2 separate regions of the Homo sapiens genome follow, and region 2 is linked to region 1. A link is a loop called in an ENCODE intact Hi-C map of the cell type or tissue named here. Cell type or tissue: sigmoid colon. All regions are shown on one strand. Each heading gives the region's core, and the rest is flanking DNA. Links, peaks and the distances in the headings are about the cores only.

The links. Hi-C counts contacts between places; a loop is a spot of excess contacts. Peaks named below come from ENCODE experiments on the same cell type or tissue, not always from the same donor. Only the 100,000 strongest peaks of a DNase experiment are listed, where the experiment ranks them.
Region 2: a loop joins it to region 1, with 2.3 times the contacts of the local background. A loop is called at or near these places in 1 of 110 quality-filtered maps.

The regions. Positions count from the first base shown.
Region 1 is chr2:37,771,145-37,779,989 of GRCh38, forward strand. All of the region lies in intron 2 of LOC107985869 (a long non-coding RNA gene), which reads left to right. Among named protein-coding and RNA genes, the nearest start is that of PIRAT1, 100 kb to the right of the region's middle. In sigmoid colon, for the core only: no CTCF peak of the experiment used is centred there; DNase peaks (open chromatin) are centred at 827 and 4,877; H3K27ac peaks cover 583 bases.
Region 2 is chr2:37,854,870-37,863,714 of GRCh38, forward strand. All of the region lies in intron 2 of PIRAT1 (PU.1 (SPI1) induced regulator of S100A8 and S100A9 alarmin transcription 1), which reads right to left. Among named protein-coding and RNA genes, the nearest start is that of PIRAT1, 17 kb to the right of the region's middle. In sigmoid colon, for the core only: no CTCF peak of the experiment used is centred there; DNase peaks (open chromatin) are centred at 727, 1,492 and 3,702; H3K27ac peaks cover 1,699 bases.

The DNA of each region.
Region 1 (8,845 bases), core at 344-8,343:
GTAAGATGTGCCTTTGCTCCTCCTTCACCTTCCACCATGATTGTGAGGCCTCCCCAGCCACGTGGAACTGTAAGTCTGTTAAACCTCTTTCCTTTATAAATTACCTAGTCTCAGGTATGTCTTTATTAGCAGCATGAGAAAGGACTCATCATGCTACATGGTGACAGCAGTGATGGAGACAGTGCCCAGGATTGCCTCCCCATGACAGCTAGCAAGGGCTGTGATGCTTTACAATTACTGTCAGCCCAGAATTAACTTCCATTCCGTAGACATTCATGGGTGCCTGCTATAATACATAAAAAGCACAATATGGAAACAGGCTGGGGCCAAAGGGAGACAAAGACCCAGTCTCTGCCTTCCGAGTGCTTGCAATAGAAGGGGATAAGAAACACAGCTGTGTAAGAGAGATGCCAGATGATAGATACATGCAGTATACTCTGGCAGTTCCCAAGGGGAGAGATATCACTGCACCCTATGGGGAGCTGAGCAGAGGAGACATTTGACGTAGGCTTGGGAGTATGTGTAGGAGTCCAGCAGATGGGGTAGGGAAGGAAAAACAGGAGCAAATGCACAAAAGAGGAGAAGCAGAGGATTTTTCTAAACAGCAATGACTCATGCAGTTTGTCTGAATTGTAGAATATACGAGAGGGAGTAGCAGGAATGAGACCTATTTTCTGGGCTTGCACTTCACCCTAAACTCCAGTCATCTGTAAGATTCATCTCTTTTGGCTCATCCTCCTGAGCAGGAGCAGACAACCCCAGGCAACAGGCAGCACTTGCCCAGCAGTCAGGCTGCTGAACTGCTCTCCAGTGTGTGTGCATGTGAGGACCCATGAAACAGGGGCCACAGTGTCCTCCCCACCCAGGAACTCAGCCTGGTTTATGAGAACAAACCTCGTTGGCCTGGGCAGCTGGTCTGATCCACTTCCTGAACTCCTGCTCTCTCTGTCCTACCCCACCACCCAGGCCAGCCTCTCTGTCCTGAAGCTGAGACCTTCTGAACAGAAGGCTGGGTCAGCTCTGCTTGCAGCCAGAGGACACTGAGAAGGCCACCACTTACAGGGGCCCTTCTCCTCTCAGGTCCCCAGTGCTCCTAGGGTGGGCAGCCAGCACTGCTTTCCATCTGATTCCAAGCAATGGCTAAGGCTGGTGGCTACCTATCCATTAAGCTGTAAGATGTTTGCCCTTGGGATGTGGTTTAAGTGTCAGTCTGAGGTTTAAAATAAAACAAAACAAATTCTGTTTCACTGCATCTTTAATTGTCGACTTCTGGGGAAGTATCTTCTAAAGATGTGCTAGGCACAATCACCCGTGGGCCAAACTCCATGAACAGAAGTGGGCATGTTAGAATCCTGCGTCAGCTCTTCCCTCATCTCACTGCCTGGGAAAGTGTCTGGTTATAACCCCAGCCCCAACTTCTCAGCTCTGACGCCTGCTGTTCATCAAAACTGACTGGAGGGTTGCTAGAAATGCAGAGGCTGGGGTCCACCCCAGACCTGATGAATCCTAATCCTCAGGCTGAGAACATAGGCCTATGGGCTTTTATTTTTTATATATCTCCCCAGGTGATTATTATACACAGCCAGGGTAGAAAACCCCTGCCTTAGGCAAATGCCTTATAGATTTTTTTTTGCATTCATATTCTCTATTCATTGCCTCCTAGAATTTCAAGCATTAGGAAAGATCTTGGAGATCAACTAGTCTAGCACTTTCTAAACTCATGGTAGTGAGAACCAGCGTAGGAGCTGGGGATATAGTGGGCAGTCCTTCCCAGGCTTATGTGACTCAGAACGATCTGCACTTAGAGTAGAGATTGGCATCCCACTGCTGGAGGGACACAGGTGGGAAGTACTGGCCTAGCTCACCCCTGTATGATGATACAGACTCTGGACCTTCTGCTTCATTCCCCTCTGCCTGTACTGCTTCTGCCTGACCCTACACCCCCAGCTTGGGGTGGAGATGACACCTGCAAACACATGAGACACTGGTGGGAAAACCATGTTCTAGAAGTGTGTGAAATGATGCAGGCAGTGGCCCAGGTGACTTGGCTTTTTTCTCAGTATTGCTTTGAGACCATGCCATCATAAAGTATCTTAGAATCACTGAAGAAAGGAGGCCTTTTTTTCAAGGATTTTTTTAAGAAATAAGAAATTCTAGATCTTGGGACTTGGAAATCAAGAATCCTCGACTTCCACCCCAGCTTGAACACAGGTTCTTTGTTGCATTCTGAGGGAGCTTAGAATAGGAATCAACCTCCAACCCCAGGGGCTGTCAAGGCTGAGTTCCTAGCAACGCTTAGCCAGGGGTAGATGCTGGTAGCAGGAGGGAGGATGGGCAGCCGGCACGTGGGAGACAAGAGTGGGGAGCAAGAGGAGGCTGGGAGGGGTGTGGACAGAATGAGACTGCCTTGGCCCCTCCCTGCCCAGAGTTCAGGCTGCACGTGGTCCACCTGGCACCTGACACTCCATATGGCATCAATTAAATGGACTCTTCAGCTAATGATCTAAGGACTATACAGTTATCTGCTTTACACTCTCAGGAAATCTAGCCTGGTGCCTTGTTCAGACAGATTGTTCATTATTGCATGAATAATGACGGACTAAAAATGACACAGCAGGGAACTTTATCTTCAGAGGAAAACTGCTCTCACCCACTTTCCTAAGGAAATCTGCCTCGGTTCTAGGAGGAAGAGCTCTCTGGCGAGTTGGGGCTGACCCCCATTTCTCATCAGCTCATCAGAGATACAGAGCTGGTCCAGGAGTCCTCCCCCGGGCTCCCCACCACACACACACTTAATCCATTTATTTTCAGATCCCTGCCCAGAAATCTCCAGGAACCCTGACCAGGCCTTGCATCCCTAAGTCCAAAAATTTTGCAGCAAAAAAAGCCATTCTAACTTGAAGCTTTTAATAGCAAATAAATAAAGTGATCCAGGCTCCAAATGGTCCAGGCAAGGCCACCCCACATAGGACTGTGAATATCACAATAGGTGATTGTTTTAAAGTGTTTTAATGAGTCTCAAAACATCCTACATAATATCAGCCTCCACTTCAGTCTTCTTGACAGGCTCCAGTAAATAACATGAGTTGACAGGAATAAAACAGCTTGCTCAGGAGTAATTGAGTGGAATTAGAATGAACAGACAAGAAAGAAAAATTGGCGCTTGGGTCACAAGGAACTTTTTGTTAGAAACGCTCTGGGGGATTTGGTGGGATGTGGTCCCGCTGACTAATCACCAGTATAGAAAGTTTACAATCTCTCCACCATGCCAACGTCTTTAATAACTTGAAAAGCACAAGAGGTGGCTGTTAATTTCAAAGACAGTTATATGAAGCTTTTATTGAGTGTGGTGCAGAGTATATAGTTAGCAGCCTGCAAGATAATGAACCCTTTAAATAAGGCTTTCAAAAAAACAGTTTTATTTTTGCTTGAGCCAAAAGAACAGTGATTTTCTTCTGGTTATTTTAAGGCAGAAAAATGTATGTGAAGTACAATCTCTCCATTGCACACACAACCAGCCACTTTTGTCATCAAGGGCATCTGTCCTTGATGCCACAGAACCGTGACTATTCAGATAGAATAAGGGTTGATATTGTCATGACACTCCTTTCCCAGGGAAAGAGCAGATGGGCAAGGAAGGAGTTAAATGTGGTGGCACCACCCTCATTTTCTTGTGGACACTGGGGCTTCTCTCCTCACCCCTGGCTGATGATGCCGTGAAGAGGTAGAGCCCCCTCATGCATGTAATGTCATGATGTGGTGAAACCAGAGATGAAACCAGTGGGTTCTTGAGATACAGAGAAAGAGAAACAACCAGGACAAGGGCAGGACTTCACATGATTCTGCAGGGGGTATTCTGTGGGCCAGAGACCATGTGTGAGGAGCAAAGTGGGTACAGATGGGCTTTCTGCTCTGGAGCCTTCTGATCATGGCCTGTTCCTACCTCTTCATACGGCATTCCAGGAACAGATGAAATGGGCTGTTGATGGACCTGGAACCTCTGAGCTATGGTGACAGGGATGGGTCCTCCCTCTTGCCCCCAGGCAGTCACCTATGATTCTGACCTGTGAAATACCTTATGCATCTATCATTCTCCCTATCCTCCTCCACCTCCTTCCTTCTCCCCTAGTGTGTATATATGTATACGTGTGTGGAGAGATTAAGAGAGATTTGTCTTGCCCACCTTCAAAGCCATCAATTGTTTACTCATTCTGTCATTATTGTGTTGGGTGTTGGTTAAGCACTGTGCTGAAAGCTGAGGATACAAATGTGAGAAAGTCTGACGTGACCCCCTCTGACCCTCAAGCATCTGGGCCAGCCCCACCTGGGCCCCACCAGCAGCAGGCAGGTGCCACCCCAGCGGGGAAGCTGCCTTCACCCCTCATCCCTGTGAGTCACAACAGTGGCTTCAGCTGTGGCACCCCCCCCCCCACCCGCCGCCAGGCTGAGGCTCAATGGGACCTAATCCTACTGGCCAAGGAGTCAAAACAAAATAACAACAACAACAACAAAAACAGGTCTTTTCTGAGCCAGTCCTGTGAGGAAAGAGAACAATGTAAACAGAGAGATTCGTTAAAGAAAAATGATTTATTTCCTGCCTCAGTCCTGGCAACAAACATTGTCTTTCTCATTACCTAATTCAGTCTTGTTGGCAGCATGTGTTCTGGCTTCACTCTGATTTTTTTTTTTAAGACACCTCTCTGCCCTTCATGTAATATGGGGAGTTTAGCGGTTTCTCGGGATTGGCCCTGCAAGATACATCAAGTTTTACCTCTTTCTAGGTGTCAGTGCTTGATAGCCCAGGAAAATCCCTTCTAGAAGTTTTCAGGATCTGGTAAGCCCTGGGCAGAAACTCACAGCCTCACTTGTCTCTGGCAGTCAGGAACGTGCTGGGAGCTGCATCGTCTGTGGGAGTCTGGAATGCCTAGGAAGGCGAGTTGCAGCCTACACTGAGTTGGAGACAGTCTCAGATTCTTGCTGGTCTCAGATATACAGAGATCCCAGAGGATCTCCCTGTTTTAAGGAAAGAGAGAGCTACTTCTGCAGTTATCAGGAAGCAAAATTATCTCTGAGTCAAATTCCCCTTCCAAAGGTCTTAGCCAAAAAAAAGGAAATTTTTAATGCACTTTTGAAGTTGTTATACTCTTTAATGTTTAGTGATTCCCGGTCCTGGCAGGGTCTTGAAAGCTCCTGGAGGATGTATTTGAATGCAGATTGCTGCTTCCTACTTCCGACCCTCCACCCCAGAGAATGTCTTGAGTGGGGCCCAGGAATCTAAATGTTTGACAACTTCTCAGTGATTCTTCTGTTTTCATCCAGTGCCACTCAAAAGGAATAATGGTGATGCTGTCCCTCTGGGGCTACCTATGGGGCAGGAACATCAAAGAGGCCCAAGACTGGACGGAATGCCCTTCTTATCTTTCTAAGAAATGGTGATCTGGGGGCTTTGGTACAGCAGGGGAGAAGGAATGCTGGGTCTGGGAAGCTCTCAAGTCAGGGCCAAACACCCCTTTCTTAAGCATGCCAGCTTGCTGACTCACATCTTCGGGAGCTTGGTCAGTGGGCTCCCAGCAGTCCCTGGAGATGTGGTCAGTAGGAGTGTAGGAAATGCCAGTGTGTGACAAATACTATCGCTGGAGAATGACTGGTGAGCTTTTTGGGAGGTGCCCTGGGGGTCCAGGCTGAGCAGCTGGCAGGGGCAGGAGGTGAGTGTCAGCCTCTGAAGTCAGCCTGAGGTTCCATAAAGCCACATCCTTTTGCTCTCACTTCAGACCCATCTCACCTGTCACCATAGCCCTTGCCAGGTGTGCAGGTGCTTGCTGCCCAAGGCACCTTTAGCTACCCTGTGCTCACACGAGCCTGTATAGAGACATCCTTTTGGGTTGGAATGAATCCCTCCCTCAGAGAGGCTGGGGGCATTTCTGACTATTTCAGAGCTTCTAGAATATAATCTCCCCTGCAAGCATTTGACTATGGATCCTCTGGGCAGAAGAGACTTGCTTCTCCATGCAGGACCTACTTGTCTACAAGGAAAGAAATAGCTCCTGATCTAGTGCCCAGAGTTTGTTATTTTTAACAGCAAAAATATAGAGAAGTTACTATTCAGAGCTTCTCTTCTGGCCAACACAGGCTATGGATGAGTGGAATGGAAAGGCTGCCATGTGTACATCACCACCTGCGTGGATTCAAGTCATGGTTCAGATCTGCCTCGGCCTCCAGGAAAATGGCTCTACACAGCCAGTACACGGGCAGCTAGAGACATGCTGGGTCACTCCATCAACAACTATTTACTGAGCTCCTGTCATTACCAGGCACACTTCTGGACTTTTTGTTTTGTGAATTAACCTTTAAAAAAGCCAGAGACATAGGGGCTATATTGCAGCCCTATGACTGACTGTGACCACATCCAAACCCCCCTCTCACCTCTGGCATTTATCAGACTCTGTACGGTGAATCTGGCCGTAGCATTTTCTGCAGAATTCAGAAGATGTCTGGTTTCATACAACTCCTCTCCACCCCTTCATTTCCATGAAGTTCCATCTTTAAGGTAGACTGACCGGGATGATCTGTCCGGAGGCTGCGACATCACTAGCCTTATCTTTTAATGTTGTTAATTCTAGCAGATGAGGTATGGGTATGTGGAAGCCGCTTTTCTTCTGAACCTAAGCAACAGCTGTAGGAACCATTTAGCCAGGAGGATCATCAAACCACAGATGACCCCTTTGGGACCCCTGAGAGTCAGGGGAGCACTCATCACTTCATTATGTCCTCAACACATCCTAGGCTGAGCAAAGGTTCTGAATGAAGAAATGCAGAGGTTGCTTGGACTTAGCCCGGGTTGTGGAGGAGACACTTCTTCCTTTCTCATCCTCACAAGGGGTCCTTACTCTGGCCCTACAGCAGCAGCACTAGAGGATCTGTCCAGAGCAAGGGCCTACTCTTTCTCCCTTGCTCCTGGTCTCTTCCCATAGAGCCTCCAGGCTGGAGTGGTGATGGGTGGTTCAAACTGCTCCTGTTACCGTCTCTGTCTGAGTCAGGGCTGCAGACCCTCCCCTGGGAAGCATGGCTGGAATTTCATACTTCCTTCAATCCTCATTCATTCATTCATTCATTCATGGAGTATGGATTGAGCTGCTACTGGGTACCAGTCAATCTCACTGGGTCCGCCTGGTGGTCTGCCAATCCAGATACTGAATACTTACTATGGTGAAGGTGCTATCAAGGTGAGGCCAGGCAGGCCTGTTCAAGATTTGGGACATCAAATGGCAGGGCAAATGTGAGAGAAGGCAGCCCTCGATGCAAGAAGCGATATCCGGCAAACCCCCAGGGCAGCAGTGGGGTCTGGGGAGAAACTTAACACTGAAGAGGTCCCTAGGATCTGTGGTCATTGCAACTAGGAAAGCTGGTTTGCAACCCTTCTTCTACATGCTCAGCACCACCTTAGGACCTAGCTTTTCTGGATTTGAAGGGCTGGTACCAGATTCAGAACAGACAATTTTCCTGGCAGGGGCCACATAGAGATCCATATGCTTAGAATGTTGTAGTTTATTCTTTGAGGTTAGTAGAGAGATCATAGCAACCATAACGTTTGGGCTTTGCCCTCGAGGTTTTTCTGTCTGTGGAAGTACTGTGGGTATTCTTCCCAAAAATACAATGGGGAGTTCAGGGTCAAGAGGAGCCAGGAATCTCTGAAAAATGGAGGCAAATGATCCCTGTTCTTCCTTCCTGCACAGTGAGGAACAATGCCCTCATCCTGCACCATTTCATCCTGGCTCAGGGATAGAATGTCCTCATCACAACATGCTGTTCTATCCCTGGGTTAAAGGAAGGAGAGATTAAATGAGGCCTACTGGATTTCCTAAATATTGCCTCCTCCCATTTCTTAGAGTCCCATAGACAAGGCTTTCCTCATAGAAGAGGCTTTCATTTTCTTTTAAATCACAGGGTTGTTTATAAGACAGATTAAGCATAAACTCAAATGCTAAATCATCTGATACTCAACAGTCTGATACCAAATATCTGAAGTAAAAAGCCTGTGACCCGATGATGGCATTCAAGTGATAAATCACTCTGATCAGAAAAGGATGCAAGAAAAGCAGCTGAAAGTCTGTCTCCCCAGCCACGTGGCTTTGATCTCTGGGAAAGTGGATATTAGTGCAGACAGCAGTTCATAGGTCTTGATTAGTCCGTTCAAACCAGTGACTATGATTTCTCTGTAGATACAAGCACAAAAAAAGTCAATAAACGTTGGGCTGAACTTTAAACAACTGTCTTTTCAGAGAAAACCCAGTTGCATACAAGGAAGATTACTGCACTAGCCTGAAGACAAATGTCTACAAATATTATACGCTCAAGTGCAGGGAGGAGTTTTGTTCAAGGCAGCACAGAAAACAAATTACTCTGGTCTTAAATAAGATCCTTTGAACGGGCAGCAGCAAATCAGTACAAATTAGGACAAATGCATTCTTGACTGATATAATTTCCTTATTCTGCCTGAAAAATGCCACCAATCAGACTATAGACAGCTATGTCCCAAAAACTGGGGCCTCCGGTTACATGGTGGTTGAGTCAATTTGGTGGAAGTTCAAACCCCTAAACCAGCTCTTTATTCCACTTCCTGGGTACTGGTCTTATATTTCCAGGCAGGCAATTGAAATTTGACCATGGTTTTATTTTGCATCTCTTGGCCAGCAAATGTAAATGCAGCACCCATAAAGCACTGAGTCCCCAGAGCCTGTGGCAGGGCCAGCAGAGACTGGATGTAATTGGGAACAAGAATGGTTGCAAGATCTGTTTTCCTGGGATGGTCCTGGCTTAGGACTATGGTTCTAGAGTCCCTTCCGGC
Region 2 (8,845 bases), core at 195-8,194, 84 kb after region 1:
ACGAAACAAAATGCACCTGGTGTCATCCTGTTCTATTGTAAGTCCTTGTTCTCTATGCAAGGGGTCATTAGAACATTTTAGTGGGCTTAACCTTGGTCATCAGATTGGTTACCTGTGAGCTTTGTATTGGGATACAGCTCAACAAGCAACCATGACCCTAAGCCTCAAAGCCTTGAGCCCCACTGTGAGCTCCTTGGGGACAGCACCCTACCCATCACCCTTGTACTTCCTCACCATCTGACCAGGGAAGGGAATAAAGTTAATGTCCTATAAGTGTCTGCTCAGTGACCGGGTGGATAGGCAGTGAACATGCCATGAATACCACCTGCCTTAGAGCCCGCTAACTAGTGGTGCGAAAGAGGCAAAAGAATTGCGTTTTGGTACAGACCTAAAACTCTCCACACACAGTCGCCAAGAGGCTCGGCACTCCTACATGACCCATCACCTTCCAGCCCACGTCACCTTCCCTTTCTCAGTGTTCTTCTGAGCGCTACAGCTTGTATACACAGTTCAGAACTGGATTGCAGAGTGTCTTATCCTGCTTAAGCCAGCATGTGAGACGTGAGCCCAGGGTAGGGCAAACCCCTAGGAAGTCAATGAACGCTCAGTGGGCCTGTTGTGGGTTCCAGGGCTCTCGTCTTTCCTGTAGCTCCTGCCAGGGAAGTGAAAGCAGCTGGGTGTTGCCCGCCAAGGGCTCAGCCAGCTTCCCCTGGCAGGAGTGAAGCCTATTGTTGGAGCTGCTAGGTTGGCTGCTCATGGGCCAGACCAGTGAAGGCGTTCCCAAGGTTCATGTCAGAAGCCACACACGGTAGCAGGAGCTCCCAAGACTGGCTTCTCACCTCTGTCACCCGAATCTTCACTGTGTAAATGGGTTATCTTCTAGTCCAGTCTTGTGGTTGAACAGACTGTTTGTAAAAGGAAGGAAAAGAAATGTTGGCCCGAAGCCGGTGCAGCAGAGCTGAGGGCCAGGAAAGCTGCCTCCCACCTCTCTGCCAAGGCATTTCCGCTCTGACCTGCCATGTCCAGTGCACACCATTCCTGCTACACAGCCAGAAGTCAGGGTGGGATGGTGGGCAGCCTGTCTGAGGCCAGGAGACACAGGAGAGAAAAGAGAGGGCTTAGGTCCAGGGAGGGCAGATGACAGAGCCAGGAGGAGCAAAAGCAATTCCTCCTTCAGAGACTGAAACAGGAAAACAAATCTGTTGGACAAAAAGTGTCCAGGTTCAATGACTTGGCTAAGGTGCCATGGCCAGGGAGAGCCTGAGTCTACCAAGAGACCCCGGCAGCAACCTTGGTCATGAGGATTTTAGAGCAGCCCTTGCAGAGGCAGTGAGAGCTTTTCTGCCACGCTGGGCATGGTGTGTCTGCAAAATTTCAAACTCATTTCCTGAGATAAGAATGACATTTATTAAGGCATCCTGGAAATTAAAAATAAGTGGCAAGAGCCTCCCCACCCTGGCCCACAGGGCTGTTTGCCAAAGCTGGGTGACCCAAGGGAGCAGGACAAAAACAGAGCCCTTGGGGAAGCTGCTCTGCTTCCCTCCATCACGATGTCCTGTTCTCTGTCTTCCCTTCCTCTGGTCCTAGCCCACAGCACTGGCCAGGCTTGGAGGGGGTCAGAGAACATTTGACCACGATCCTGGCAGTGAGAGTGATGGCCTGGCGATGAGACTGTCAGCCTGAACCTCCAACATGGCTTTGAAGTCCCCACGATCAGTCCCCTGGTTCTCTCTCAGGCACCTCTCCATGCCTGCCACCTGGCGCCCAGGGCTCCAGGCTTATCCAGCCTCTGCCAGCTCTCAGAATCCACCATGCTTCCTCCTGTCTGTATGCAGCTGCTTTGAGGTTTGTCCCCTCTGCTGGGAGCACCCTCACCAGCATCTTTTCCTCACCCCCACTCCCAAACTCAGTCTGCCTGCCCGATTTTCACTCATTCTTCCCTGTCTGTCCTCCTCCACCCCAGCCACCAAGCCAAGCGAAGGCAAGGCGCCCCTCTGACAGTGCCCAGAGCTCCCCTAATCAGCCCCCTCGCCACAGTGCAGAGCAACTGCCTGGTGCTCAGCTCTGTTCCCAGCTAGACAGTAAGAACCACAAGGCACAATGTCAGTTATTTCACCATTGGGCTGGCACTGAACAAATGCTCAACAAATACGTGTTAGACAAAATAAATTAAAAATTAATTAACAGGCTGAGCACGGTGGCTCATGCTCGTAATCCCAGCACTTTGGGAGGCGGAAGCGGGCAGATCACCTGAGGTCAGGAGTTCGAGACCAGTCTGACCAACGTGACGAAACCCCATCTCTACTAAAAATAAAAAAATTAGCTGGGTGCGGTGGGGCACACCTGTAATCCCAGCTACTCAGGAGGCTGAGGCAGGAGAATCATTTGAACCCTGAACCTGGAAGGTGGAGGTTGCATTCCAGCCTGGCCAACAGAGTGAGACTCTGCCTCAAAATAAATAAATAAATAAAAATAATAATAATAATAATAATAATAATAATTAACAAAAGGCCCCAAAAGGCAATTTGGACAATTGCCCCAGGCTGATCTCGAAGGTTTCCTCCAACCATTAGTGGGTAGTGGGGGTGATGCTCTGGGGCTCTTCCCCTCGCCTCTGCCTGTGGTCTTGCATCCTGGTCCGCGCAGCTGTTACATGGGGTGGAGGTCTGAGTCTGGTGGGTGTGCAGCAGGTCAGTCAAGGAAGAAAATATGGTCTAGAAAACAGCCTGGCCGCGGTCACCCCCAGGGGTAGGGCCAGGGAACAAAGGAGGTTTCCTGGAAGTGTTGTACTTCTTCTTACCTCAGGGGCGCAATTATTCATTTCTCAGGGACCCACCAGTATAGAGAGAACAATAACTCTGCCCCCACAGTGCTTGGGGCCTGAGACGCTTACCCAGGACACAAAGGAGAACAGGGGGATGGCGGGAGGGATGAGCTGAGAATGCTGAAATATTTCCCCCCAGGGCCTGTGATCCACAAAGCTGCCTCTTTTCCCACCTGGCCTCAGGATGCACTGGGTGCTGGCCTGCCTGCCTGCTCCTCACCCCTCCTGACCTGCTAATCACCATAAAGTGTAAACCAAGAGACCAGCACCTGTTTGTCTTTGAGCCTCCATGTAAAAATACGTAGGAGCACATTTTAAAACCACATAGCAAATAATTGATTCATAAATCAAAGTTCCGTTTTATATTCTACCATAAATAATCATCACTGGCCAGTATTGCCTGAGCCTGGGTCCCCGGCACCAAATGAAAGTCAAACACATTATTTGTTTGTTGGCATTGGTAACAAGCCAAAGAGCATCATCTTCTATCACAGACTATGGATGGAAGTAGAAATCATAAAACTGCAAATGTTCTTTCCTAATGCTTTTAATAAAAATAAATATACCTATTGTCAGAAGTTCAACCAAATGAGTTTTACGGAATAAAAGTGCCATTGAGGAGGGGGTGATCAGAGTGCCGGGTGGATAGAGAACTTGTGGCCTTTCCTTTCAGGCGGTGGGCCAAGATCAGCTCAGTCCCCTCTTTGGGACATGCCTTTTTCTCCTCCTGCATTCCTGGGTTTCCAGGCTAGCTTGGATTCCTAATTTGGAAGTCACCAGAGAGCAAACCTCGACAGTAAGCAAAGGAGTGTCCTGCTATGAACTCCCTGAGAGACAGCCCTAGCCCTGGTTACACAGCAGGCACCTCAGTTCACCCCTCCACCAGCCTCCCAAGGCTCCTGAATCGAGCAAAGAATGAGGCTCTGGGCCTAGCCTACTCCCTGCTCACTGAAGCTGTGCCTATTCAGGGATCTAGCCTGGTGCTAATGTTTTCAAGCAGCCTCCCTGGACAGGGGGTCCTCTGGGAGGTGCTGGCAACCAGCAGACTTGGGATTTGATAACTGCTCTGGTCTGGGAAACATGCAGATTGTGACTCCTCCTCTGACTGGTACTGTTCTAGAAAATGATGAAGTTTCTTGATCATCTATCTCCTGAGCCTCTCGGTGACACTGACAGGCTTTATACCACATAGACATCCTCCATTAGTGCTATCCTCTGCCAGTTTTTTCCACCTTCACCCACACTCTCACAGCAGTGGCAGTTTCTGAAATCTCACACTGGGGCAGTCCAGGAAGGTGGGGACTTCATTTTCTTTGCAACTGTCGTGATACCAATACACTGCTGGGCTCAAGGTAGACAAGTGAAACAGGAGACTTCCCTGACCACCGCCCCTCCCACACCCCAAAAGACCTGTGACAGGGGTGTGGCTCATATGTTTGGCCACTATCCATGCTCAAACTTCTTATGGGAGGGGGAGCATGCAGACGGGCATGTGCAGGAGCCAGGGTGAGTGCCCGTGGGCTCCAGCCCCATGGCAGTGTTCAGGGGTGGGAGCTTGAGACTCCCAAAGCCCAAATGGTCATGTGTTACAGTGCACTCCTTTAGCCTTGCTGTCCACAGACGACTTAAGTGTTAAACAGCTCAGTGCCCTCTTGATACCCAGGTCCTTGTCCAGCATCCAGGAAGAATGAGGTTGCACATGAACCTGAGGAAGGTGAATGTGGGACTTCAGTGGTGGAGGTGGCTCTCAGCAGGATGGATGGGGAGCTAGAAAGGGGATGAAGTGGGAAGATGATCTTCCCATGGGGTTTGCCCATCCAGCAACTGATCTCCTCTCTGACCACCTCCAGCAGAACTACTCTTGGTGTTTAGACACTCCTTCTCTTCTCTCTGCTGTGCCATTCTGCTGCTCTTCTGTTCTTCTGTTCATCCTCTTGTGGAGCCAGGGGTTTAGGGTTTATATGGGTACAGGATAGGGGGGTGCGGTGGGCCAAAAGGCAACTTTTAGATGCAAAAACACCCAAAACCATGTAGTTCAGTGTCCGCAGAGGGGCGGCAGACATTGTCCACAGCTCCTATGTGGGATTCTGAGGCAGCCACCTGTTCTAACCTCATTGGTCAGATGTCTCCACCAGTGTGGCAGGTGGATAGTGAGTTTATGAGTCACAGTGACATTATCCAAAATTTACATTTGAATTGATTGCCTAAATATTATTTTATCATTAAAGGAAATTTTAAATTAGAATATAAATCATCCCTAATCCACAAACACAACAACTGATTTTAGTCTTGCCTATTCCTTCTAATTGGCATTCTTTAAAGTGTTTTATTTAGGGATTAGATACCAAATTCCAAGGGCAGAAAATTTCCATCCAAATCAGCAAAGATTCTTACAAGTCATCTGTGCTTGCATGTAATAATTTTCTGCCCCCTCCAGCCTGGGAGCTCCTGGAGGGAACACAATTTTTACTTCAGTAACTCAGCATTTAGCACTGGGCTAGAAACTAGCAGGTGCTCATTAAACATTTGTTAAATGAACAAACTCCCCAAACCAGGACCTTGCTGGAAGTGTACATTTACATCAAGGGTAGGGATTGATTAAAATTAACTTAGTTAATTTTAACATAGAATAAATCAAAATTCTCATGAAAGTAGAAAGCATGGCAAGAGTAGAGCATCTGAATGTCATCCATTGACCCCAAATTCAATGCTGGAATGGAATATTGTACATTGAGTCCTGTGGGAGGAAGGACAGAAATGAGAGAATGAAGTTGATGACCTGAACACTCAGAAGCAGTACAGGGATAGGGGAAAATAGTGGGTTGAGGCAGGATGTTGAGAACTAGGTCAGTGAATTAAGAGGGTCTTCCAGGGGGTTTCACAGAAGTGGGGCCAGCATCTACTGTGGGGAATAAGTGTGGTGGCTTCAAGGAAACTTGCCATTTCCTCAAAAGCAAAATTTCTTTTTGCTTTTGAGGACAGTCATAGTTACTAGTGGGGAAATTATTCTCCAGGCAAAAGTAGCAGTGACCATGTGACCATAGCATCCTTATCTTATATAGCTCATAGAAGAAAACCTTTTATCAAAGGCAATAGAATTTCCATTTCTTGCATGGATTGGATCAAACTAAGGTTGTCTTCCATTATCATTTATATTGTATATTTCCCAATATATCCTTATATTTATATACCCAGTATGATCTATTTAACTCAGAATCTAAATGCCTTGAATGATCTATTGAACCTCAAAGGAAAATTCTAGAAAGGACTCTATTTACTGCCAAATTAAACTCAAAATAAGCCATTTCTCTAGTGACAGGATGTCTTATTTTCTGGTGGGCATGACCCTCCTCCATAACGGGGGCAACCTGGACTGCACTGGAGTGATTCCTGGATAAGACAGTTGGGCTTTGAGCTGTCACATGACCTCAGTTGGCCATAGGAGAGGTACAGTCTGTCCCCCATTGGGGCAAACTAAGTTAATGCTTAATTACCACTTCCAGGCTTTTCTAATCATTCTTGATCAAGCCTGGATTTGGGGGTTCTGGGATTCTGTAAGCCTTGGTTTAAAAAAATTAATTACATGTTACGTTATAAAAGACTTTTTTAAAGGGTCAAGCGAATCTATTTGTGAAAACACAGAATAAGAGTGACTCCCATGTGATGAATAAAGTGGATATGAGTTGCCAGATTGTAAGTGAGTTAGGTAATGACATTGGAGAAGTCATAAGTATCTGAGAATAAGTAATAAAGTGCATATTTTGGAAGCACTTCCAACAAATCAACCTTGCTTGAATCTCATCCATCTGCTAGAACTCTCCTACCCAACCAGCCTCATCCTGTGGAATAGTCCCTCCCTAATATCTCTCACATCCTTTATTTCCCTGGTCTCCTGCCACTATTCTAGTCCAGGTCCTCATCACAATTTGTCTGGATTATTGCAATGACCTCCTCGTCAGTCTTCCTGTCTCTAGTTTCCCTTTGCTTTCAATCCATTCTCCATGATGCCACTGGACTCAGGGCTTTGTCTTTGTCTTAACATGCCACTTGACATGCTCTAGCTCTGTGCAGAGCTCTGCTTCCCACTGCCTTCTGGGACAAGTGCAAATCCTTAGTCCAGCAGTCTAGGTCCTCGGGTTCCAGCCCACCTGCCCAACCTCCTCTCCCTCCATTGCTTAAAGTGCCAGCCAGGTAGAGGTGCTCATTGTCTATTCCCAGCAAACCTGCCCTCTCTGTCCATTGGTCCTCATGGCCACCCTCCACCTGGCTTGTCCCTACAAATCTTCCCATTTCTCTCTGTCTATTCAAACCCAAGCTCTATTATGGTTCTATCCCCTAACGCGTCTCCAACTGGAGAGCCAGCCCATCCTGGTCTAATAGAGTGGCTTTCTTATATTGCTTATTCTATTTCAACAGAAACTTCCTGGAGCTGAAAAGTAACTGGACTCAAATAGAAAATATATATATATATATCAGGAATAGAGGAATTTCAGGTACCAAACCTATGGTAGAGGAGCTACTTAGAGGCCAGAGGGCCACATAGATGACGGCATACTCAAACCTGGCTCTGTGTTCACACCGCTTTCATCTCTGGAAGGTGGCAAAGAAGCTTGTGCTGGCTCTTCCAGTTACCCCAAGGCCATCATGCCCCATCTTTTCTCCAATCAGAAGACATTTGTATCCACACGTGCACATTCCTTTATTTTGCTGCTTTGGATAACTTTTAAACTATATATTGTTCCCCACTTGTTTGGAGGCAAAGGTATAAAAAGGAGATGGGAGCAGATCAAGAGAGATATATTTGTTTTTAATTCTTTTCCGGTATATCAGTTAAAGTCCTCTGAGGAAGACAGAAACCACTCTAGATATTTCAACCAGGGAATCACTTCACAGATTATAGAGAGATTAGCATCTTTAGTAACCCAGGACCACTGCTGAGACTGGAGGAACATGGGGAGGAAGTAGCGTGACCAGAGACTGGTCGTCAGGGCCATGGGGCAGTGGCTGCTTAGTGGGAGCTGGGATCATGGAGGAAAGGGTTTCCCTGCAGGATCCACAGCCAAGAAGGAAACACAGCCACTGTAAGTGAGGCCACAGGAAGGGGGAAGAAGGCAAGAAATGACCACGATTCGCCCCCTCTGCACCCCCAGTGCTCCCTCAGGGCCCCCCATTGGTGTACACTGCCTGAAGGCTGGAAGGAGAGGGGCCCTGGAAAGAACAGGAATGAATCTGGGGGCACTGGCAGGCAGGCAGGCAGCACATCCTCCTCCTACACAGCTGCCACCACGCCCACACCTCCCTCCTCCTCATCCTGGCAGGCCCCTGGCCCTCCCAGATGACCATCAGACATCTCTAACATTCCCTCCTGACCTTGACCTCCACTGCATCAGCACTGTCCTTGCTGCCCCAACCCTCTCTGGCCTCTCTCTTGAGCTGCCAAACACTGAGGAGAACAGTCGCAGGGCTGTGCTGACTGAAGCCACTGACACGGGCTATCGAGCCTGCAGATGACCCTCACGGCTGCTGGACAATCCTTTGGACAAGATTCATGAATTTTCAGGCATCTCTCAGATTGGCTCCCCAAGTCTTTCCCATTCTCCTCAAGTCCCCACCCAAGCCTCATTCCCTCAGGTTGTCCTCTCACTCTCCTGAGACACCGAGCCATAGACATGACCTTTCTCCATGTCTCTCCTTTTGAAGCTTCAGTCATTCATTTTTTCCTCCTGTCTCTGAGGATGACACCCTCATCTTTCTTGTCCTGGGCCCCCTCTGTAACTTTGCTCCAATCATCCTCCCTTCTGATTTTTTGTTTTAAAGCTTCCCTCTCCCTTGGCTTTGTTCTCTCTACCTAGAAGTGAGCACAGGTGCTCCGTTGCTCACAAGGCAACAAGAAAAAGTCCTTTTACCTCTTTGACCCCCTCTCTTTACCTTCAAATGTATTCAAAGAGCAAGAGTAACCCACCATCTGTTTTTCATGGCTTCATGATTGTCCATTCCAATGGCTTTGATCCACCTTTCTTA